Linked DNA regions of Homo sapiens: all the other regions are linked to region 2. Evidence: chromatin contacts called from ENCODE Hi-C or POLR2A ChIA-PET data. All regions are on one chromosome and are shown on one strand. Each heading gives the region's core, a stretch centred on a gene start or an enhancer-like site at or near the end of the contact. The rest is flanking DNA. Distances are from core to core; before and after follow the strand shown.

Region 1 (3,257 bases), core at 359-2,858, 1.3 Mb before region 2:
GTTCCACTGGTTATAGGAATTGGCAAGGACTTCATGACTAAAACACCAAAAGCAATGGCAACAAAAGCCAAAATTGACAAATGGGATCTAATTAAACTGAAGGGCTTCTGCACAGCAAAAGAAACTACCATCAGAGTGAACAGGCAACCTACAGAATGGGAGGAAATTTTTGCAATCTACCCATCTGACAAAGGGCTAATATCCAGAATCTACAAAGAACTTAAACAAATTTACAAGAAAAAAATCAAACAACTCCATCAAAAAATGGGCAAAGGATATGAACAGACAATTCTCAAAAGAACACATTTATGCAGCCAACAGACACATGAAAAAGTGCTCATCATCACTGGCCATCAGAGAAATGCAAATCAAAACCACAATGCGATACCATCTCACACCAGTTAGAATGGCAATCATTAAAAAGTCAGGAAACAACAGGTGCTGGAGAGGATGTGGAGAAATAGGAATGCTTTTACACTATTGGTGGGAGTGTAAACTAGTTCAGTCATTGTGGAAGACAGTGTGGTGATTCCTCAGGGATCTAGAACTAGAAATACCATTTGACCCAGCCATCCCATTACTGGGCATATACGTAAAGGAGTATAAATCATGCTGCTATAAGGACACATGCACATGTATGTTTATTGTGGCACTATTCACAATAGCAAAGACTTGGAACCAACCCAAATGTCCATCAGTGATAGACTGGATTAAGAAAATGTGGCACATATACAGCATGGAATACTATGCAGCCATAAAAAAGGATGAGTTTATGTCCTTTGTAGGGACATGGATGAAGCTGGAAACCATCATTCTGAGCAAACTATCACAAGGACAGAAAACCAAACACCGCATGTTCTCACTCATAGGTGGGAATTGAGTAATGAGAACACATGGACCCAGGGTGGGGAACATCACACACCAGGGCCTGTCATGGGGTAGAGGGAGGGAGGAGGGATAGCATTAGGAGATCTACCTAATGTAAATGACGAGTTAATGGGTGCAGCACACCAACATGGCACGTGTATACATATGTAACAAACCTGCATGTTGTGTGCATGTACCCTAGTACTTAAAGTATAATAAAAAAATAAAAATAAATAAAAAAAAGAAAGAGACACACCCAACCATTATTGAAGTCCTCTAAGGTGGGGATAGAGGACACACAGTTCATCAGGGCTGAGGAATAGAGAATGGGAAAACAGATGAAGAAAGGCCTGTGCTGACCTTTTCCATGCCCTCCCATGGATGTGTTTTTCCTGCACGTCAAGTTATTTAAGCAAAGGATTGTTTTTGTCTGGATTTTTTTCTTTTCCAACTTCAGCCATTTCTTTTGTTCTTTTTAGGCATGAAACATTAAATAAAGTTATTCTTAATATGGGATATTCTCCCCTAAGTCTTTTTAGATGATAAGGAAACAGCATGTCCATTCCAATAGCCTGTTCAAGAGTTCTACTTTTAATAATTTGTGTCTCATACTTCCAGATAGTCCACACATAGGGCAGGTCTTATTATTTCTTGTGTATTTCATTATAACCTTATTAGGCCCAAACAAAATAAGAGTCACGAATAGGCAGGAAAACATATGACTGTAGTAAGCTAGGTGTTGAACAGGAAACTGTGGCTTCCAGAGATTAAAATAGTTTTGTTTTTGATCTTAGAGGAAACCCAAAAGGTGTTCACTTAGGTCTGGTTTTAAACAGGCAGAACAACATATTTTAAAGTAATATTTCTGGTAATTCTGCAGCTACTTTGTAGTGCCTCTGCTGTTCTAGGCATTGTGCTAGATGGTATGAGGAATTAAAGATGAATAAGAACAAAGTTTCCTTCTTAGGAGGGAATACAATCTAAGTTAGCTTTTCTCTTTATTTATTTATTTATTTTTCTGAGATGGAGTCTCACTCTTTCGCCCAGGCCGGACTGCAGTGGCACTATCTCAGCTCACTGCAAGCTCCGCCTCCTGGGTTCATGCCATTCTCCTGCCTCAGCCTCCCCAGTAGCTGGGACTACAGGTGCCCGCCACTGCACCCGGCTAATTTTTTTGTATTTTTAGTAGAGACGGGGTTTCACCGTGTTAGCCAGGATGGTCTCGATCTGCTGACGTCGTGATCCACCCACCTCGGCCTCCCAAAGCGCTGGGATTACAGGTGTGAGCCACCGCGCCCAGCCTGCTTTTCTTTATTGTAACCAAAATCATTTGATGACTTCCAAACAGGGCAACATATGTGTCAAATATGGTCATATTTAAATAACTATGCCAAGGTTCTGCAGTTCAATTAACTTCATTTAATTTGGACACTTCTAGTATTAGAAAAATATCTTTTTTTGCTATCATCCATTAAATCATCAATATTTTTAAAGATTCACTTCCATCTCTCTTTTTAAGAATGAGGTGTTACATAAAACTATAGGTAAATGAATTTGAAAAAGAAAGCAAGTAAGGCTGAGTGCAGTGGCTTAATGCTGTAATCTTAGCTCTTTGGGAGGCCGAGGCAGGTGGATCACTTGAGGTCAGGAGTTCGAGACCAGCCTGGCCAACATGGTGAAAATCCAACTCTACTAAAAATACAAAAAATTGGGTGTGTTGGCATGCACCAGTAATCCCAATTACTTGGGAGGCTGAGGCAGGAGAATTGCTTGAACTCAGGAGGTGGAGGTTACAGTAAGCTGAGATTGTGCCACTGTACTGCGCCACTGCACTCCAGCCTGGGTGACAGAGCAAGACTCTGCACCCCCAACCCCCCAAAAAAAGCAAACAAGCAAGTGCAAGTAAGACTTTGTATCTCTGATTAGATGTTGAACAGTGAATGTCTCTTCCCAGACAATTTAGATAATTTACATACATTCTTTCTCTGGTTAGCCTTACAGATTAAAAAATGGTGGCTTTTTAAGTTTTAAGTTGAGTGACTTATCAAAAATACTTTAAGACTTGAAGACCACCAGTCTAGAAGTTAGAGATGAAATATTAGAATATGGCAGTAAACAGTCCAGCCTATGAACTAGAACTAGATTGACTGGGTTCAAATCTCAGCTTAGCCACCTACTAGTATGAGACTTGGGTTAAGTTAAAAAAGCCCTTGTATCTCAGTTCTCTTATTTTTAAAATGCTGATAACAATAATGTTTGTAAGATGTTGTGGGCATTAAATCAATAAATATATGTGAAGTGCTTGAAAAAAGGTATGGCATAGGCAAACACTCCATAGAGTGTCACCTATTATCATTTTTATGTGAGTGTGGGACCTGCTATCCAATGAC
Region 2 (3,209 bases), core at 489-2,988:
CAGTCCATGTACAAGCCCCATGTGTTATTGGCCTTAACGGAGAGCTTGTTGGAAATGTGGAATCTCAGGTTTCAACCCAGAATCAGAATCTACATTTTAGTAAGATCCTCAACTAATTTGTTTGCACTTAAAACTTGAGCAAATGACTTTAAACTACCTTTAATTATCTAATGATACAGGGTGTAAGTAAATGATTTAATCAAAATGAATTCAGGGTCTTTTAAAACAAATTGTACTGATTGTGCTTCATGTATATGATCTCTAATCATTACCTACCCTGAAATGATAAGTCTTACTTGCATTTTGTGGATAAGATTAGGAAACAGATCTTCAGAGCGTCTGCTCAAAGAAACACAGAAAGGGAGTGGCAACCCAGGAATGGACTTTAGTTTGCCCAGCTCTGTTCATGTGATCATACTGAAAATTTACCGTAGGCCCAACCCAGAGTCAAAAATGTCCGTGATTTATCTCATTCAAACAAGAGTATTTACAAATTGGAAGGGATTTTTGCTTTGACAATGAAAATCCCCCGTGACAAAAAGGTCAGGCACTTCATGCTGTAAAATTGTTGCCGGAGAAGGATGGAATGAGTAGGAAGATGAAAATAAGGCAGCTGTTTGTGAATATATGCTAGTCACCTCTGGGAAGTGGGTGTGTCCAATTCAGGAAGCTACAGGGTATTAGGCATCAAACAGCATTACCTCGTCATGACCAGTGGATAAATGATGAGTTCTGAATTATATGGGGAGAAGAGTATGGAGAGGAGGACTGGAAGATGTCAAATAATTAATATAATTAAACTAGATATGCTGAAAGATGATTTATGAATGACATTTACTTTAAAATCTAAAAATTAGTTCATAAAATATTTTAAACCCTATTGGAAAGGAACAGGCTATTTAAAGTAGTTGTAAATTATACATGGGATCTCAAGACTTCCTATTTAAGATGAGCCATAGGCTGAAAATTAAAATGTCTAAAATTGACTTTAAGGAATATTAATGGAACAAAAGAGAAAAATAAAAAACAATGCCTGTTTTAGAAGAAACTGAGTCATTTTACATTAAAACTATATTTTTCCATCAATTAGAAAAAACAATTTCTTTCATTTGTCATACTCTGACAAAGTTTAGCTCTATCTGATACACATCAAATCAAGCTACTTAAATAAATGTGGTAAACGACATATTTTATATTCTGGAGTGCACCTTAAAGGTGTGTGTATGTGCATATGTGTGCATGAATGCATGTGAGTAGGACTGGATGAAGGATGGGAGCAGAGAAACGAAAACTTGAAAAAGATTTCTTTTTCTTTAAGTGGCTTACAGTTTCTTGAGAAGACCTCCATTCCTTGCATGCTTCAGTTCCACTAAATGTAGAAAAATAAAATTGAACATTGAAAGCTTGAGAGATTTTAGACAGCATAAACAATGAAAGTTTCCTATAAGAAAATTGGAATTATGCAAAAGACTTTCTAATTATAAAATATGTTCAAAACAGAAATTGTTCTGAGGCACACAATATTCTGCGGGGATAGGACAAAACTTCAAGGAAAGAAATTGAAAAGCAAATTTTACCTCACAATTTAATCCCTTTGTTCAGTTTTCATTTTCAGGCAGTGAAGCTGCTGTAGAGTAACCATGGGAAACGGTGGTGGTTCTGGCAGGCAATGGGGAGCACAGGAAGGCTCCTGGCACCAGAAAAAAAAAAGTTCAAGGTTTGATCTGAACGTAGCAATCACTGAGTTTACAGGCAGCTAAGATATAAAAAGGTTAAACTACCCACACCCACAATCACACACACACACATACACACACATGAGGCAAGTTCCACTGTTTCAACAGCTAGCAAAGCCAGGAAGCCAGGAAGTGGTTCAGGGTGGTGGCCATAAGTCAGCACAAGCACAGGCTGTTTAGATTTTAAGCTCTCTGCAAGCTTCAAAGTGTCTGAGAAATGCAGAGGGAAAGAACATGAAGGGTTAGTGGATCAAAATTGTTGCTTCTCTATATCTTATAAGAATGTCTTCTAACAATTTTGGTCATAACAGAAATAAAAATTGGTTTTGTGTGTGTTTGTGCATGTGTCAGTATGTTTCCATCTGGAATAAACGTGAGTTTCTAATATCATTAAATGTCAAACATATTAAAGATGAAATGATTAATTACTTTGGCATCAGAAACACAAATACTCTAATCATTTCCACAACTCTTGGTTTTTTCTTCTTTTGGTATGCAGAATCACATAAACAAGAAATGAGTGGAAATCAATCCATTTTTTAAGAGCACTCGTCTCAAACTTACACACAACTACAACCACCAAGCTCTTGCCCCTGAGTTATACCTATGAAGGCCTGGGAAAGTCAGGAAGACCAGAGGGAAACTAGCACATTCCTTTAGACCATCAGTTTAACTTATAAATGTATTAAAGAAATGTAAAGCATATTTTCTTCTTAAAAGATGCTGCCGCTCTCCCTCTCCCTCTCCCTCTCCCTCTCCCTCTCCTCTTTCCACGGTCTCCCTCTGATGCCGAGCCGAAGCTGGACTGTACTGCTGCCATCTCGGCTCACTGCAACCTCCCTGCCTGATTCTCCTGCCTCAGCCTACCGAGTGCCTGCGATTGCAGGCGCGCCGCCACGCCTGACTGGTTTTCGTATTTTTTGGGTGGAGACGGGGTTTCGCTGTGTTGGCCGGGCTGGTCTCCAGCTCCTAACCGCGAGTGATCCGCCAGCCTCGGCCTCCCGAGGTGCCGGGATTGCAGACGGAGTCTCCTTCACTCAGTGCTCAATGGTGCCCAGGCTGGAGTGCAGTGGCGTGATCTCGGCTCGCTACAACATCCACCTCCCAGCAGCCTGCCTTGGCCTCCCAAAGTGCCGAGATTGCAGCCTCTGCCCGGCCGCCACCCCGTCTGGGAAGTGAGAAGCGTCTCTGCCTGGCCGCCCATCGTCTGGGATGTGAGGAGCCCCTCTGCCTGGCTGCCCAGTCTGGAAAGTGAGGAGCATCTCTGCCCAGCCGCCATCCCATCTAGGAAGTGAGGAGCGCCTCTTCCCGGCCACCATCTCATCTAGGAAGTGAGGAGCGTCTCTGCCCGGCTGCCCATCGTCTGAGATGTGGGGAGCGCCTCTGCCCTGTCGCCCTGTCCGGGATGTGAGGAGCGTCTCTGCCCGGCCGCCCCGTCTGAGAAGTGAGGAGACCCTCTGCCTGGCAACCGCC
Region 3 (3,557 bases), core at 757-3,256, 1.1 Mb after region 2:
CCCGCCGCAGCCTCCCAAAGTGCCGCGCCCAGCCCTATCTATAATTTTCATTAAGGCTTAATGTTAGGCCGGGCGCGGTGGCTCACGCCTGTAATCCCAGCACTTTGGGAGGCAGAGGCGGGCGGATCACGAGGTCAGGAGATCGAGACCACGGTGAAACCCCGTCTCTACTAAAAATACAAAAAATTAGCTGGGCGCAGTGGCGGGCGCCTGTAGTCCCAGCTACTCGGGAGGCTGAAGCAGGAGAATGGCGTGAACCCGGAAGGCGGAGCTTGCAGTGAGCCGAGATCATTCCACTGCACTCCAGCCTGGGCGACAGAGCGAGACTCGGTCTCCAAAAAAAAAAAAAAAAAAAGGCTTAATGTTTAGTTTTAAGGAATAAATGTAAGCAGTGTCTAACACATAGTAGATGCTCTACAGATATCACCGCAGTCAATTTCATAGAAAAAAAAAGAGAGAAGCTAGCTCACAAAGGTTTACTGGAGATGGTTTTGTTGTGGTTTTTGTAGACAACTTTCCCCATTTTTCCATAATTCCATAAGCATCACAAGCTTTTACAGAAAAAGGCAGCGTAAAGTATTGGGCCAGGATTCAAATCAATTAGCTCAGCCACTGGCAGACAGCAGCCATGCTGATTAGCCTCCCAGTCTCCCTAAGTTAAAGGAGAAGCACAAATTGAATTAAGATAAATATGACCTAAGGAATCAGGGGCTGGGTAGTTAAAAAGTGTGCAGACACTTCCCAGATGCCACGTACCAAGAAGAGAAAGGTTCATCTACAAAGCACAAAATATTTGCAATCTAACTACACACCGACTTTTCTAAAAAAATAAAGAAAAAATGGAAAGGAAAACATTGCAAATTCATTCCTGGGACCCCAAGTTGTGTCCTCAACCCTCAACGCTCCCTCCCATTCACCCCCTCCCCCCAACAGCTAAATCTCCAAACTGCTTTCCCAGACGAGGCGACACACAGTCCTTAAAGACCTTCTGTATGAGTGGAGTTGCAGAGGTGACCTTCAGTAAACCGGGACAGCTCGTCTTTCCCTGGGGACAGGAGAGGGAACGGCGCGATGGGGACAGGCTCCTTCCCTACAAGCCAGCCCACGCAACTGTGTGCGCGCACCTTCCCAGCAGCGGCCGACCGAGAGGCGCCGAGGGCCGCCCAGGCCTAGCGCTCGGGCTGCACGGAAACTCCCAACCCTCCGGCGGGCTCGGGCCTCGCAACTTCACAACCAGCCGGCGGAAAGCAAGAAGATGCGAGGTGGGGGCGTCAGCAGCCTCACGAAACCTACCATGGGCCAGGCGGGGAACAAGGCCTCAACATTCACCCCAGCCACACTTACACTGCCCAACCGACCAGAGACTCGAGGCGAGAACAAAACAAGCAGAAGACCCGACGCCTGGGAGAGCTTCCCTTGTTCCAGGGCCCAATAGGAGCACAGGGTGGACGGGGGCGGGTGTGCGGCGAGTGTCGCGGATCCCCGGGCGTGCCCGCGAGGCGCACACGGAGGGACGGAGGGGCGCGGGGGCGCGTGCACGCGGCCCGGGAGGGATCTCGCGCCAGGTCCCTCACGGCGCCCACGTACCTGGCTGTAGCTGCGCGTCGGGACGGCGGCCGCCGCCGCCAGCGACTGCGGCAGCAGAGAGGCACGGAGGGCAGAGTAGGACGCGGCGGCCGCGGCCGCGGCAGAGGTGGCCACAGCGGGAGGCCCCGCCAGCCTCCCGGGAGGCACAGGCCCGGTCTGGAGGCCACGCGTCTGGGAGGCAGCGGCCGCGGCGGCCCCGAGCAGCAGCAGCAGGCGGCGGCGGCCCGAGACGCCCGACGGGATAGAGCCAGCGGCGGAGTAGAAGGGCAGGCAGGCGGCGCCGGTGCGCCGGCAGCTGCTGCAGTTACAGCCGCAGCCCCGGAGCAGCGCCCCGAGTACCCAGCGCGTGCCGGCCATGGACTCCGGAGGCGGCGCAGGGCCTGAAGGCAGCTGCTCCAGCAGCGATGGTGGAACGGAAGTGGAATCCAGGGCCGGTTGGGGGTGGGGTGTGCCTGGCACATGCGCCGCGGGCACTGGGTGGGGGGCCTCCGAGAGTCGGAAGGAGGTGGAGGAGAGCGCGACGCTCCGCCCAGTCTCCGCCCTTGGGCGGGGCTGCCCATGGTTTGGGCGGGGCTGCCCATGGTTTGGGCGGGGCTGCCCATGGTTTGGGCGGGGCTGCCCATGGTTTGGGCGGGGCTGCCCATGGTTTGGGCGGGGCTGCCCATGGTTTGGGCGGGGCTGCCCATGGTTTGGGCGGGGCTGCCCATGGTTTGGGCGGGGCTGCCCATGGTTTGGGCGGGGCTGCCCATGGTTTGGGCGGGGCTGCCCATGGTTTGGGCGGGGCCCGGGGAAGTGGGTGCAATCGAACTGCTCTTTTTTCAGGCGGTGGAAACTGAGGCCCAAAGTAAGTGAGGCTAGGGGCCTGGCGCAGTGACTCATTCGTAGTGACTCATTCTTGTAATCCTAGCACTTTGGCAGGCAGAGGCGGGTGGACTGCCTGAGGTCAGGAGTTCGAGACCAACCTAGGCAACACGGTGAAATCCCGTCTCTACTAAAATACAAAAAATTAGGTCGGACGCGGTGGCTCCCGCCTGTAATCCCAGCACTTTAGTAGGCCGAGGTAGGGCGGATCACCTGAGGTCAGCAGTTCAAGACCAGCCTGGCCAACATGGTGAAACTGTGTCTCTACTAAAAACACAAAAATTAGCCGGGTGTGGTGACGGGTGCCCGTAATCCCAGCTACTCAGGAGGCTGAGGCAGGAGAATCGCTTGAACCCAGGAGGCGGAGGTTGCAGTGAGCCAAGATCGTGCCACCGCACTGCAGCCTGGGCGACAGAGTGAGACGCCATCTCCAAACAAACAAACAAAAAAATTAGGTTAGGGCCATCCTGCTCTGGGTAGGGCCGAGAGCTGTAGCACAAGTCTGTGCTGCCCTGCGCTGTGCCACCGAAACCCGTGGTGTGAGTGGCTAAAGAACCCTTTCTGAAAGGAATTGTGATACCTTGGTTATAAAAAAATCGTTGGGATAATATCAGAGATTTGGTACCCCCCGAATTTGAGGTATGTGAGGAAGGAGAACTTCGTTGTTTTAAAATGAAATATAGGCCTGGCGTGGTGGCTCATGCCTATAATCCCAGCGCTTTGGGAGGCTGAAGTGAGAGGATCACTGGAGCCCAAGAGTTCCAGACCAGCCTGGGCAACATAGGGAGACCCCGTCTATACAAAAAATAAATAAAGCTGGGTGTGATGGCGTGGGCCTGTAGTCCCAGCTACTTGGGAGGCCGATTGCTTCAGCCCAGAAGGTAGAGGCTGTGGTAAGCTATGATTGCCACCACTGAACTCCAGCCTGGGTGACAGAGTGAAACCCTGTCTCTAAAAAAATAAAAGAAAACATATATATTTATTATGTACTGATAATACATAACAAAGGTGAACCCTCCCCTAATGAAACTGTATTCACAAGTGAACACACAGAGATTTGCACACACATACACAAAGACTGGTTGTGCAGCTTTTCTCCTCCTGAGCCA

What was found. Hi-C counts contacts between places; a loop is a spot of excess contacts on that map. ChIA-PET counts read pairs that join two places held with the same protein, here RNA polymerase II (POLR2A). Pooled maps may share reads with other maps.
Region 1: a pooled map shows a loop between it and region 2 (9-fold over the local background). The contact joins the enhancer-like site here to the promoter of SULT1B1 in region 2. A Hi-C loop is called at or near these places in 4 of 50 pooled maps.
Region 3: a map of naive thymus-derived CD4-positive, alpha-beta T cell shows a loop between it and region 2 (16-fold over the local background). The contact joins the promoter of GRSF1 here to the promoter of SULT1B1 in region 2. A Hi-C loop is called at or near these places in 1 of 168 maps with a recorded cell type or tissue (naive thymus-derived CD4-positive, alpha-beta T cell) and 5 of 50 pooled maps. POLR2A ChIA-PET finds 5 or more read pairs at or near these places in 1 of 52 experiments (activated naive CD4-positive, alpha-beta T cell).

What each region holds. Positions count from the first base shown.
Region 1 is chr4:68,437,948-68,441,204 of GRCh38, forward strand. No RefSeq gene overlaps it. Among named protein-coding and RNA genes, the nearest start is that of TMPRSS11E, 7.9 kb to the right of the region's middle. Within about 2 kb of position 1,609, at least 3 of the 41 ENCODE cell types and tissues checked have a DNase peak (open chromatin) inside an H3K27ac peak, as active enhancers do.
Region 2 is chr4:69,758,882-69,762,090 of GRCh38, forward strand. SULT1B1 (sulfotransferase family 1B member 1) reads right to left here and starts at 1,739. Exons shown (of 8, transcript NM_014465.4): 1 at 1,578-1,739.
Region 3 is chr4:70,837,884-70,841,440 of GRCh38, forward strand. GRSF1 (G-rich RNA sequence binding factor 1) reads right to left here and starts at 2,007. Exons shown (of 10, transcript NM_002092.4): 1 at 1,588-2,007. The coding sequence starts at 1,944. It overlaps LOC124900710 (a long non-coding RNA gene), which reads left to right and starts at 1,109. Exons shown (of 3, transcript XR_007058131.1): 1 at 1,109-1,262. RefSeq lists enhancers at 710-1,364, 1,365-2,018 and silencers at 1,415-1,964, 2,025-2,274.